Regions from separate parts of the Homo sapiens genome. Here region 2 is linked to region 1. The links are chromatin contacts, found by Hi-C or POLR2A ChIA-PET in ENCODE. All regions are on one chromosome and are shown on one strand. Each heading gives the region's core, a stretch centred on a gene start or an enhancer-like site at or near the end of the contact. The rest is flanking DNA. Distances are from core to core; before and after follow the strand shown. Region 1 holds the start of RFESD (Rieske Fe-S domain containing). Region 2 overlaps CAST (calpastatin).

Region 1 (7,031 bases), core at 2,073-4,572:
CTGATAGGAGGCAAGAATACTATCTCTGAATGGTCATCTGGTTTTATTTGATTTTGGCAGGTACTCAAAGAACACAAATTGATCAGGTGGTAGTATTTGCCTTCAGAGTTGGGCATGCAGCCTTCATCACATTTTGTGACAGAACAGAGGGGTAATAAGAAAAATGGGAACAGACAAAGGAATGAACTGAAATAAGGGGAAATAGGCTAAAGAAAAAGAAAAGAAAGAAATGTGGAATTTGCAATACATATAACTGACAAACTCTTGAGATTCAGAATATGTGAAGAACTCCTATAGGCCAGTAAAAAAAGAACAAATAATCATAGAAAAATGGGCAAGACATGAACAAACATTTCACAAATAAAGAAATCTGAATGGCCAGTATATGTAAAGACACTCAATCTCATTAGTAGGAAAACGCAAAGGAAATGCAAAGCAAGGCCATTAATGTGATACTATTTTCTATCCACCAGGCTGACAAAAAATTATACCAAGTATTAGTGAAAATATGGAACTGCTAGTGATAACATAAATTAGTGCTACCACAATTTGGCATTACCTAGTAAAGTTAAACATAATAATAATCCCACTTTGGGTATATGCCACAGAAATGCACACAGGTACACCAGGAAACATACACAAGAATAGTTATAACAGCAAAAAACAAAAACAACACAAAACCCATCAACAGTAGAATGGAAAATGTGTATGTTCATTCAATGGAATGCTGTACAGCAGTGAAAAATGTATCTCTACATCAAGTTGGCTTAATTTCAAAAAACATAATTGCAAGTGAAAAATTTAAAAAGGAATTCAGAGTATGTTTCCGTTTTTATCACAAAAGTGGCAAAACCAAACAGTATATTATTCATGGATATATGTACTATAGGGTAAATATATCAAGAAAAGCAAGGGGATAATAAACATTTCTTAAATGTCTAAAAGTATTTACTTTTTTCTTATAATTAAAATTATTCTTTTCAAGATTTAAGTTGTATCCTAATGTATATTTATGTAGCAAATGACCCCAAACCCAAGAAAAATGGAACAAAATTGCCCTTTCTATCCTCAGAGAATGTGCCTGTGCATAGGTCATGAATTAACTATTTGAGAATTTTGTACAGCTAATTTCAAAACTTGGCACCAAAGGAGGAAATAAATGAATAGTTGTTTTCCTCCAGGCCAAAAAAAAAAAAAAAAAAAAAAGCACTACTATCAAAAAGTAACGAAATACAAGAGATGTAGTATAATATCAAAAGTTAATTATGTTTTCCCAACTCCCAAATAAATGAGAACCAAATACAGGTCTTTCTCAAATTTGAGTCACTACAAACTTACAGTTTTTGCAAGGTTTGCCTCCAACCCGACAAACTGGTGAACTTTTACGGGACTGATAAAAAAGGAGCAGAGAAGACTGGGGCTAAATGATAAAGGTTTCAGAGAACTATGATTATGGCTGTGCATTTTGCTTAGAAAAGTATAATTTTATATGTCAAATAATAGTTTCCTCTATGTATCTTAAATGGTACTATTTATACTATTTGAGGACTTTTTACATTTAACACCCATATTATTCTTACTATTGTGAATATCATGATCCATTCACACAATAGGGAAAGCCCACGTGTTCACCTTAATTATCGTTATTTTGATGAACTATTCATAAACTCCCAATATGTTTCGATTTTAAGTCTACTTTAAGATAATAGAATCTTAACTGAATGAAACAGAAAATTAAACAACTCATACAGTTTGACGGCTAGTTGAAAACATCCCCCTGAAAAACTTAGTCGTTGTGTTTCATGTTCTCTTCGAGAAAAATTTTTGGCCTGTCCCTAAAATTGGTTTCTAAAGGTGCTAACTCCATATAAAATTACAAATTAGCTAAATGGATACTCGGTCACTATTAGATTCCTTTCCAACAAAGGAAATAAATTCAAGTGGAATTTAAAAAAATATTTAGTGTAACTCAAATTTCCACAAGACACGGGAGATAAAAGAAACATGAAGTGAAACGTACTTACTTGTCACTCGTCTTGAACCATGACTAAGATGCTTTTACCAAGTGTGGAAACTTTGCCTACACATTATCAGAATGCTTATCTCAAGTATGACACCCTTGCTTTTACATGCAGGGAAGAGAAATGCCTTAGAGAGTAGTTTTGGTATCTCTCTGAATGGCAGAATAATAACAGATAAAACTAGCTGTCCTTTAGTAAATGCCTACTGCTTGGACCCTTTGAATATAATAGTTCATTAGTCTTCACAAAACCGCCAACGGGTAGGCATTAGTTTTATTCAGGTAGCACCCACGTTTTTATAAAAACATGAGGCTTGCAAGTAAACTATCCTGAAGACACAGAAACCTTTTAGCAAAGCAAATATGTATATTGGTGATATATATAGTATTGATATTTATATTTGTCACCAAAGATGGTCCTGAATTAAAAAAAAAAAGGAACGCTAATGTGCAACAGCTATGTTCACGAATGTTTACAATTGAACGCTTGCCCAATAATTTTATATAAAGTCACAGAGCTGCTCTGGAAATCAGCACCATCGTATGATGTTGAATTGTGATCACGAGTGAGCTAGACCTGGGTTTGCATCCCAGTTCTGCGTGATTTGGGGCAAGTTGCTTAACTTCGCTGTGCTGCAGTTTCTTTTACTTTAAGAAGGGCCCGCCACATAGGGGTGTGGGTAAAGCACATAAATGCTTTAACACATGTCAAATGTTTAGAGCAGGCCTAACCGCAGAAAACGCTCACAGCGCGTTAGCTGGCACCTCTAAGGTCCATCCAGCTCTGGCAGTTATCCTGCCTAACTTCAAGTTGTGTTTAACATTTCGGTAAAGACCGCCTGCAGTTCTGAGACTGCACGTGGCTGTCCAGGTGCTGCAAATTCTCGACACAGACTCCAGGAGGCGAGTATCTCCAGGACGGCCGGGGCTGCGGAAGCCCTGGAGCAGCTTCTATACTTTAGAGCTTTCATGGCACAAATGCCATGAAAGCTTGTTAAAAACGACCCGCGTACCCCCCTTAGGTGGCAGGTCTCAGGTGTGGCCCAAGTTTCAAGGTGAACAAGCTCGGTGAGTCTCCTGTGCCTGGGCGGAAGCCCGCCTTGGCGGGTTAACCGTTAACTAACGCTGAACCAAAACCCAAGAGGGCCTCAGGCCCCGCAGCGGCGCGGCCACAGCCGGAATGAGGAGTCCACGCCCGCAGCCCAGCCGGAAGCAGCTGGTCCCGCCAGCCCGCCCCCTGCGCGGCGAGAACAGAACTTACTGTCCCCGAGTCCTCGCTCCGCCTCCGCGTGACGCTACTGCACGAGCCAGAGCTCCAGACGTGCGCGGCGCCTCGACGGGGGCGGGGCGAGGCCGTCCACGTGACCCAAGAAGGCCCGCCCCCGGGACCGCCTCTATGGCATTGCCGGCAGATGACCCTGGTTGATAGAGATCTCTGGCCAACAGCGCCGCGCCAGCACCTTCAAACTGGCAGGCATACTCGTGTACTTGACAAATGTGGATAGCATCAGTTTACTTTTTAGTTGTTTGTTGATCTCATTACATTTATTCAAATTTTAGATGCGCCCAGCGACTTCATTCAGTTATTTACCCTATAAAAATATTTGCAGAAGGTCGTCGCGATGCTGGTAACCCATGTATAAGGATGTTAAGGCCGGGCGCGGTGGTTCACGCCTGTAATCCCAGTACTTTGGGAGGCCGAGGCGGGCGAATCACCTGAGGTCGGGAGTTTGAGACCAGCCTGACCAACATGGAGAAACCCCATCTCTACTAAAAATACAAAATTAGCCGGGCGTGGTGGCCCAGGCCTGTAATCGCAGGTACTCAGGAGGCTGAGGCAGGAGAATCGCTTTGAATCCAGGAGGCAGAGGTTGCGGTGAGCCGAGATCGCGCCGTTGCACTCCAGCCTGGACAACACGAGCGAAACTCCATCTCAAAAAAAAAAAAAATGTTTATTGCTGTGAAGTAGTGAAAATAGCTGAAGTGATAACACGGAGGAATGGTTCAATAAAACACAGCACAACAGTACAGACATGTGAATTACTTCGTAGCTGTGTACTGTATACTCAAAGGACAGGCCCATCATGTAATGAATATTAAAGGCAAAGCGTAGAATACTATATATGGTGTCCTCTCTTTAATGTAAACAATTATTTTTTGAAATACAAACATGCAGGTATGTACATAAACTTTTTCTCGAAAAATCAAAAGAAACAATAGTGGTTGCTTTGGGAGGAGATGGAGAGTTTTCACTTTCATATTATGAACTTTGCAATTTTGCTTTTTTCTCATTGTACTTCCCTGAATTGACAACAACAACAACAAAGAAAACCACCAAAACCCTCATATTTGTGTTCCGAGCTGGGAAACTAGATGAGCCTAAGTTTTTAATTTCCTTGACTACTTTCCAGTGCAGTGATTCTTAACCCTGGCTATGCCTTAGAGTCGCTTGGGAGTTTTGAAAAGTCGTAATGCCCAGTCTGTATGCCAGACCAACAAAATAAAACACAGATTATTTGGGGTGGGAAGGGAGTGGGCAGATTCAATGTATGTTTTTAACTTCCTGAGTGATTCCAGTGTGAACCCAAGGTTGAACACTACAACTTGTATTTAGTATGGTGACATAGTGATCTCAGGCTCTAGGGTGGCCCAATGAACTGGGGCAGCCGAAACCCAGGAACTTTGTCCATTTACCTCAGTGTGCTATATAAATGCCATTTTTTAAATGAGCCTCAACATGTAAGAAGTTGAATAGCTCAGAATAATTTGTTTCCAGTGCTAGTTTCTTCTGTTTTTTTTCTCTTCAATACAGTTTTATGGTGATCAATAATATTTTATTGGGTCATTTCCCTTTTGGCCATTTTTTTCACTGACCCAAACACAAATTAACTATCTAGTTTTGATGTATCAGTTATCAAAGATATAAAATATATTTTGATTTATTGTAATTTCCATTATCTGTTAGTCATCCCAAATGATTTTATTGGCACATGGAAGGTGTTAGTAGTCCCCAGCTTGTCATCGAAGGATTAAATAAGGTTTGCCATTTTAGAAATCCTTTTTTGCTTTGTCATATTCTGGGCATTAAAAAAGGACACATCTTAGATCCATCGACCTTAAATTTGATATTGAATAAACTGAAGACCTCAGTAGTTATACATGCATATACACACAAGTAGGATGAAAGAAGAGAAACTTTCTTTTATCTCTACCAAAAGTATTCATATGGTTAGTCATGTGATGTTTGGAAAGCTATAATGGAGGTCAGAATAAACTACCCTTCTCCACTTCCCAAGTGCACACACACACAAATGCACAAAACCATTCACACACAGGCATGCACATTAGGTAACAGCAAGAACCCATCCAGTCTATTTGGAAGTCATTATTGTTCAGAATAAAGTTCATAATTTCTACTGTTATTTTGCCTTTTTTTTTTCTTTAATAGAACAATGTTAGCAATGCTACCACTAAGTTTCACCTGTGGCCATCTTAGGGCAGGTACTACCTTTTCTTTCCTTCCTTCATTTGTTCTTTTAGCCTTTCCTTTTCCGCGCTTCTAACTTTGGCCTATTAGTGACACCTAGTGGTTCCTGTGGCCAGCTTTCCCCCTGATTTTGGCTCTCAATATCTTCATGTGTGGTTTCAACTGAAAGTTGTGAGCCTAGTCCCTCTGCCGTGAGCATCAGGCTGTTTCTAGGCAGACTTTTCAGGCACCAAGACTCCCCTCTTAGAGAAGTTAAAAACTTGCCTTCAATCCTAAGCCACAATCTGTCTTGACTGCTAGTGAAGGCACCTGTGTGCTGCTAGTTTCACTACAGGGAAGTTTGAAGGGTGTCCACCAATCTGGATTTCCTACTCCTTCACACCAGAAAAGGGTGATAATACTGCCCTTACTAGGCCCTGGAACTCAGATTACATGACAGTGAGTGTGGCTCTAAATACCACCTATGTGCTTATGACTCCTAAATGAATGTCTCCAGACATACGTTTGTTGGGGATGCCTACTTGACATTTCTATGGGGCTATTGTGGCAGAAACAGTGGTGTTCACCAGATATCCCATCAACTACCCCACATTTTCCAGCTCCACTTACAGTTTTTTGCGGCCACATGGCCAGTTTTGAACAATGGGCTGTAGACTGAAGCATAGAAAAGCTGAGATGAGACTTCTCCAGTTGCCTCTTTCTCTGTCATAAGAATTAACAACATTCTGGATGGTGGAGCCTCCACCAGCCTGGGTCCCTGAGTGACTATGCAGAACAGAGACTACATCTCCCCACCAATTTCCTAACTTCCACTAGGCCGTGAAAGTCACATAACTTAAGTGAGAAATAAATTTTTATTATGTTAAGGCCCCTGGAATTTTAAGGTTGTTTTTTATTATAACATACAATAGTTTAACCTGATAATTCATAGCTATCTCTAATTTCATTGTGTTCAAAATCGAAATACTAGTTCTCTCCCATAAATCTGCATTTCTTTGTCTTCTCCATCTCTATAAGTGACAACACTGTCCATCTTCAGGCTTAAGGGAGAAATCTGCATGTCTTCCTTGACTCTTCCCTTTTCCTTGTCGCACCCCTTCCTGCCCGTCTGTAGAGAAAGGAGTTCGCATAGCTGACCTGAGACTGCTATCCTTAAAAAGGTCTGCTTGTAAGGTTGGCCCTTCGCTGACATGTGAGAACTTGGCAGGTAAACAGTCCCTTACTGTCGTGCCAAAGCCCTATTAACCTCAGTAGGAAAGGAACCAGGTTCAAGAGGCCGAAGAAGAGACCTAGAGCCAGCAAACAAAACATGGTGTTTTATTAGGTGCTTACAGAGTCCAGTGGTGGTGGGATGGGCAGGAAAACTGCAACCGCCTGCAACCATCATGCAGTTTATATGGTATTTTCACTTTATACCCTCCCCCTAACAATCTCCACCTGGCAACCTTCATGTATCCCAAAATTCAGGGCCTCAGTCCCCTATATTAGATGTTTCTCATAGATAAAGAATGACTCTTCAGGTTA
Region 2 (7,031 bases), core at 3,062-5,561, 1.1 Mb before region 1:
CACAAAAGTCGAATACATTCATCAGAAAGAAGCAATCTATATTAATATAAACTCTAGTGCTGATTAGGAAATAGACTTTCCCCTTTTGAACAGTAGATGCCACTCCTTGTTGAGCTTCCCTGCAATGCAGAGGTTTTTCCTCTGAAAAACATGTGAAACAGCAGGAACTTTCCAGAGCTGCTGATTAAGCATTTCTGTCATTCTGATGCATAGGTGGTTTCCTAGAAAACTAGAGAGGCCCCAAAGTCCCGATCCTTAGGGAAGCTGTCTAAACTCTCTGCCTCATTTTCTGAAGCTGTACAATGGGAATAAAGAACTTCCCCCTGCCTGTGTGTAAGTGGAGAATGCCGGGTCCCTAACCATACAGAAGAGAAAGTTAAATCTCTGTGAAAACACTTTGTATTCTTAAAAGATAGACACAAAGTAACCCTCAGTGATGTTATTCTACAACCGTCTCAGGTTGTGTAAAGGAAATGGAACCGAAACAGGTTACAACACTTGCCACGCCACACCCAGCATGTATCAGGTACGCAGAAAGGTCAGAGTGAGCTCACGCTCTAAAACGGAGGTCATCACAGGGTGGCGGCACGGCTGGGGAGGAGGAGATCTATCTCCAACCCTAGAGATAAAGGTGCCAAACCAAACTGACATAGCTGCTGCTTTCCTTCTTTTGGGCCACTTGTCTCGGGCCACTTGTCTCGGGCCACTTGTACCGGGCCACACAAATCCCTTGTTTTGTAACCCTACGCGTCCGGTCACCAGATACATTTCCCGGCGGAAGGGGCAGTAACAGTGTTACCGACAAGGAGGAGGAGTCGCCAAGAAACACAGTTAAACTCAGAACGCACGGTATCGCCAGGGTCGCGATAGTAGGAAAAGCGCACGTCCCGAGCCTGGGGAGTCCGCTGCAGGGACCAGGCCCCGGACACGCAGGGCAGGTAGCCGGGGGCACAGGCCCTAGACCCGGGAGCACGCGCGGCCTGGAGCAAAGCGGCGGAAGACAGTACTCACTCTGCGTGGACACCGGACCCCGCAGTCCTCGGCTTGGTTTTCAGGAGGTCTGCATTCCTAGCTGGGCTCGGCTCCCGCGGTTTCCGCTTGGAGCTCCAGCCCAGCTCTCTGAGTGCGACGGGGCGGGGCGGTCCCGGGAAGGCGACGCAGGATGCTCCCCGCCCCCCTGCCCGGCGGCCCCGCCCCGGGAGCCCGGGATGCGTGGGGAGGGAGGTCCCGCTCCGTGGACTCGTCATGCGCCTGGCATCTGGAGACTGGCTCACTCAATAACGCAGCCTGTGATGCGGACCACGTGCTGTGTGGGCTGCGCACCGCCGGCTGATTACAGGTTACCGCTCCCTCGGCTGTCACCCTGTGACTACCAGAATAAGGCAACGACGGTGGGTGCACTTCGCAAATATGCTCCCCCGAAGACCTCTTTTGAAACTATAAAGTGGATTAGTAATGACTACAACCAGGGATTTGCAAATGCAGTTAAAACTGTGTAATGGATTTCTTTAAAGAGTAGTTTAACAGTAAGAATTCTACCCGATTACTTTATATTATAGTATATTACAAACTTCAAAATTAGAATAGATTTGAAGCTATTGAATACAATATAAATTCATGAGTCTATACTGCTGTAAATAAATGAATGAATAAATAGAGGGGTTAAGCCACTCTTTCATATAGAAGGCCAACTAATAAATATTGAATGATAAGAGTTAGAGAAAATAATTATAAAAAATTTTAAAATAAATGAAAAGCCGTACACCAACCACATTAAAGGCTCTGAACCCTGAACTTGGGGTGTGAGTGAAGGAGGTAGTGTTGGTCACTGTTTGAGGAACACAGACCTCAGGACAGGTTGGACAGTGCTGTGTCGAGTCATGACAAATGATGGCCAGTGGCATGAAAAAGGTGAACTCATCCATACAGCTTTGTACCCCACCAGGCAGCCAAGGCAGTTAGGGCCCTCTGATGTACCTTTCAAGGTACTCCTCACAGCTACCTTATTTTTTTTGTCTTTTATTTCTGTCAAAAATCTAGTGAAATAAGAGCCCTTCCAACTTTAAGATTCTAACATTTCCAGAGCAGAAGACCCTGTCCTTATAATTTTTTTTTTTTTTTGAGGTGGGATTCTCGCTATGTGGCCCAGGCTGGAGTGCAGTCACGTGATCTCAGCTCACTGCAACCTCCACCTCCCAGGTTCAAGCAATACTCCTGCCTCAGCTTCCCGAGTAGCTGCGATTACAGGCATGCACCACCACACCTAGCTAATTTTTGTATTTTTAGTAGAGACAGGGTTTCACCATGTTGGCCAGGCTGGTCTCGAACTCCTGACCTGAAGTGATCCACCCACCTCAGCCTCCCAAAGTGCTGGGATTACAGGCATGAGCCATGCACCCGGACTTAGAATTCTTCTTGATATATAGCTTATATATCCCTTTTTGTTGTTGTTGTTGATCATTAGTATTGTCATTCCTTTTTAAAAATAGACTAAAAGCTCATCTAGGTTTCACTGACATTAATTTCTCCTGTGACAAAAACAGCACAGGGTGACTAATTTGGGCCACACCCCATAGGGATGGGCCCTGGGCCCCACAGCTTCCAGAGTTAGGCAGCTCAATGATGCCTATCTCTGAATGTATTTCTGTGCTCCTGATGAGTACAGATGAGTAATCACATGGTTATAAAACAAATTTTCTGGCCAGGCATGGTGGCTCATGCCTGTAATCCCACCACTTTGGGAGGCCGAGGCAAGTGGATCACCTGAGCTCAGGAGTTCCAGACCAGCCTGGGCAACATGGTGAAACCCTGTCTCTACTAAAAATACAAACATTAGCTGTGTGCGGTGGTGCTTGCCTGTAATCCCAGCTACTCGGGAGGCTTCAGGCAGGATTATCGCTTGAACCTGGAAGGTGGAGGTTGCAGTGAGCTGAGATCACACCACTGCACTCCTGCCTGGGCAATAGTGAGACCCTGTCTCAAAAAAAAAAAAAAATTTTTTTCGCAAGATTCTTCTGCTGTAAGTCAGGTGGAAAAAGGCTCCTTTCCTTAGAGTGAAGGCAAACAATGTAGTTCCACTGCTGTGCTGTGGCCATCACAATCCCTGAGGGTGTCCTTCCTGCCAGTGTGGTTCTCAAATCATCTGCATCTGAAACTCCTGGGAATGCCTATTAAATATATGAAATCCTGGGCTCTTCCCCCACCCCGGCGAATCAGAATTTCTTGGCTTCAAACCTGAGAATCTGCATTTTAATCAGATTCTCTAGTTGATGTTTAGGTTATGGGTAGCCTAAACTACCCACATTCTGCACTATTCAGTCTCCTGGCTACTCAAAATGTGGTTGCCAAAGCAGCAGCAGCACATCCACTGGAAGCTTGTTAGAAAAGCAGAATCTCAGCCTCATCCTGGACTTCCTAAACCAGAATCTTCATTTTAATAAAACCCACACTGACTCATTATGTACATTAAAAGGTGAGAATTACTGCTCTGGATCTTATTTCTCAAGCCCTGGTTATTATTTGTACATTACTTATATAATATTTTTTAACCTGCCATAGATATATTATGTTTACTTAATTTAAAAGAAGTAGATTTACTTTAACCTTAAATTCAGCCTCACTATAAATGAAAATAGCCATGGGATTAGGAGTTGATGTGCTAGTTTACTTTTTATAGCACATTAAAATATAAGCATAATTATTAAAATAAAAACGCTTTCTTGTCTAACACACAGTCATCTCACAAACCACACGTGGTAGGAGGGTACTGTGGGCTGATGCTGGCACTGAATGTCAGCATACCCTCCACAGTACCTGAAGAGTTAACCCAAACCCTCACTCCTATTACAGATGAGAAAAGTAAGAACCTGGGAAGAGAGCTGTGTTGCCAAAGTCAGCACAGCTATTTATGGCAGACTCAGGACCCAAATCACGAAAGTATTTCTCTGATAGGTGCTTATTCCTTCATAGATCTCCTCCTGTCTAGGCTGGGAGGAAAGTTGTTTGCGCTTTCTTCTGTTTGAAAGGCCTAATGTTGCTGAATAACTTGTCATCTGTAGTTTTCCTATTCAATTAGGTAATTCTCCTGTTTTCCTTTGTCATGGATATCTGTCATTCAGCAGGAGGCCACATATTTGAAAAACCTCACCACATATTGATAATTTCCTGCCTTATCAGTCCATGCCTTCCCAAAGTAGGATCCAGAAGACTCACACCCCCAGATTCCCTTGGAGCAGGGTGAAGGCATGTGATTTACACTGGCCAATCAGATGTGCCAAACAAGAATGAGCTGGGAAGTGAGCAACGTGTGCAGGCTGCTGCCCACCAGGAAATCCATGTTATAATAGGGATTTTGAGTCTTCTGCATTGTCAGTGGCAGAGTTCTGGCACCCAGTCCTACATGTGACAGGAGCTGAGCTGTGGTGGCAGCAGGAGAAAGCCTCATAGTGTTACTGTGCATTAGTACTGCTGTAAGGCTTTAGATTTCTTCTGCTGTACTCTCCTGGATTTCTCTACCAGCTACCCCGTTCCTTAAGAAATTCCTTTTTGGCTTAGTCAGAGTGGGTTCTAATTGGAACTAACAACTTTAACCAGTACATCTTCTTAATAGCATGGTCTTCTACAGAGACATTCCTAATGCAATTTGAACCTCGGTTTCCTCACCTGAACAGTCAGGTTGGTGAAATAGAAGTTGTCTGACAAGTCTTCCAGAAATAAAATTGCATGACTGGTTATGGATCACAACTATTTTCATATAGGCTTTAGTAAGAGTCCGTATAATTTCCGCAGCCTCATCTTCACTACTGATTTACCAAAAATTAAATTTTAAGAACTAAATATTTTACACTAATTATTTTGAATTAGAAAAATTTACATCACTTAAGAGCATTAGATCTTTGAAACCTAAAACTGCATAGCAGAAGGGATATTATTTGAGGGCCCAATTCCTCATTTTGTAAGCATTCTCATAAAACAATTCTACAATATATAGAAACCATTCTCTAATACATAGCTTACACATATGCTTCAAATTAAGTACTTAATTTTTAAAACTTTAAAGTTTTCTTAATAATTGTAAAATTATCACTTATTTTGAATTTCAAATTAACTATTTCCAGAATCAAGAAAACTAGCACTAGTTCTCACTTCCAATTCTATCTACCACTCTGTCACGCCTTTTCAGAATGTGTTGGGAGAATATTATTTTGCCTGTGTGTGCCATGATAACTGTGTAATAAAAGGCTTCAAGTTATGCTATTACCCCCAGCTTTTCTAAATGATGCATGGGTATGTAATTCCTTAAGGGATAATGCTATGAGTTACAACCATTCCAATCTGGCATCAAAAGAAGAAATAAGCAATTACGTTTGTTCAACACCTTATAAAAGTAAAAAATATGAGAACGGAAGGGGTGAAGAATCAAACCCTGGAGAACTCACATTTAGGAAACTGGCAAAGGAAAGTGAGTCAGAAAAGCATGGTGAGAAAGAGAAACAGCAGACATAAGAATGGAAATGGGAGAGGATGGTGTTTTTAAAGCCAAAAAAAGAATTTCATGTTTGCTGTTAAATACTAAAGCAATAAACATATAGCTAAATCATCTCCACTTCCCAGTTATGCCCTGCCCCTCCCAGCTCTTAAGACAGAACAGGGTTTGTGGGGAGATGTTCAAATTCTTTATAACTATCCCATCTCAGAAAAATAGGGTAACTTCTACGTTAAAAAAAAGAAACATGGAAAGGGTCTGATTCTTATGATTACGTTCAAGAAAAAACTGGGTGTGGTTTTCCACAATGTACTAAACCTTCAAAAGTTTAGATAATAGCAAGTGTGGGAACATTTACAAATAACTCACTAAATCTCACTGGGTGGGTGTTTTGCTAATGAGGTGTATCATTTTTAGTGGCATAATTTAAGTGTATGCTAAATACAAGTCCTGATAACAATAAAAGTTAATCTTTTTTAGTTGAAGACTCTCTTTTATTTGGAGACCTGGAAATAACAGAATATGAAGATTAACATGATCAATCACAGGAGAGGTCCATTTTCCCAGCACCTGCTAAATGCCAGGGCCAGGCCTAAGTGTTAGTATTTATTTTCTTTCATTTAAGGCTCTCAACAGCCCTGACAAGAGAAGTCCAACCCTCATTTTACAGATGAAGAAACTGAAGCTCAGTGGGACTGGACAAATAATAGTGGCAAAGAGGAAATCCAAACTCATATTTGTTTGTGTAAGCAACTCTCTCACCCAGTGGCCATCAGTGAATGCTGTGGTGTCTCCAGCAGCAGTAAAGAATGGCTAACAAAGAGCAGACCTCAGTTTTGAATTTATGTTGGTTCCAAATGTTAATTAACTCCCTGTATTTACGATTCATGGTCTTTCAATGATTTTTATATTTTTATTGACTGGTAGCAGAGAGCTTTGAAAAGGTCTTTAAAAGGCACGGGTCTTAAAGTGGCATGGTATTTAGCGTTAGAGCTTCTCAGCTGATTATTGGTTTGGGCACCATCAGGGACTTGGAGAGCAGTCAGAACTCTGAGTGACACGAAAATACTAACTCTTCATTGAGCAAGTGACATCTATGAGAAAGTCTGACTTCCATAAGATAGCCACCAGTTTTAAAGAAAAAAAAAAGCTTACGTTAAATAGTTGTATAGATACTCCTGAAACATAGGTTGAGGTTTTAGATAATCTTGGACATACTAAAAGACCACAAAGTTGAAATGGGTTGAATGTAACAACTTTTTTTTTCTTTTTTTTGAGACAGGGTCTCACTTTGTTACAAGGCTGGAGTGCAGTGGCGCTATCTCGGCTCACTGCAACCTGTGCCTCCCGGGTTCAAGCCATTCTCCTGCCTCAGCCTCCCCAGTAGCTGGGACTACAGGTGCGCACCACCACACACCATGCCCAGCTAATTTTTGTATTTTTAGTAGAGATGGGGTTTCACCATCTTGGCCAGGCTGGTCTTGAACTTCTGACCTCGTGATCTGCCCACCGTGGACTCCCAAAACAATTTTATTTATCAAAAATT

The links. A loop is a pair of places that touch in the nucleus more often than their neighbours do. ChIA-PET counts read pairs that join two places held with the same protein, here RNA polymerase II (POLR2A). Pooled maps may share reads with other maps.
Region 2: a loop to region 1 is called in a map of gastrocnemius medialis, with 6 times the contacts of the local background. The contact joins the enhancer-like site here to the promoter of RFESD in region 1. A Hi-C loop is called at or near these places in 1 of 168 maps with a recorded cell type or tissue (gastrocnemius medialis) and 16 of 50 pooled maps. POLR2A ChIA-PET finds 5 or more read pairs at or near these places in 1 of 52 experiments (activated CD4-positive, alpha-beta memory T cell).

What each region holds. Positions count from the first base shown.
Region 1 is chr5:95,643,068-95,650,098 of GRCh38, reverse strand. RFESD (Rieske Fe-S domain containing) reads right to left here and starts at 3,322. Exons shown (of 6, transcript NM_001131066.2): 1 at 3,282-3,322.
Region 2 is chr5:96,696,896-96,703,926 of GRCh38, reverse strand. All of the region lies in intron 3 of CAST (calpastatin), which reads right to left. Among named protein-coding and RNA genes, the nearest start is that of CAST, 38 kb to the right of the region's middle. RefSeq lists an enhancer at 383-882 and a silencer at 1,122-1,251. Within about 2 kb of position 4,311, at least 2 of the 41 ENCODE cell types and tissues checked have a DNase peak (open chromatin) inside an H3K27ac peak, as active enhancers do; they include gastrocnemius medialis, where a contact is called at or near this core.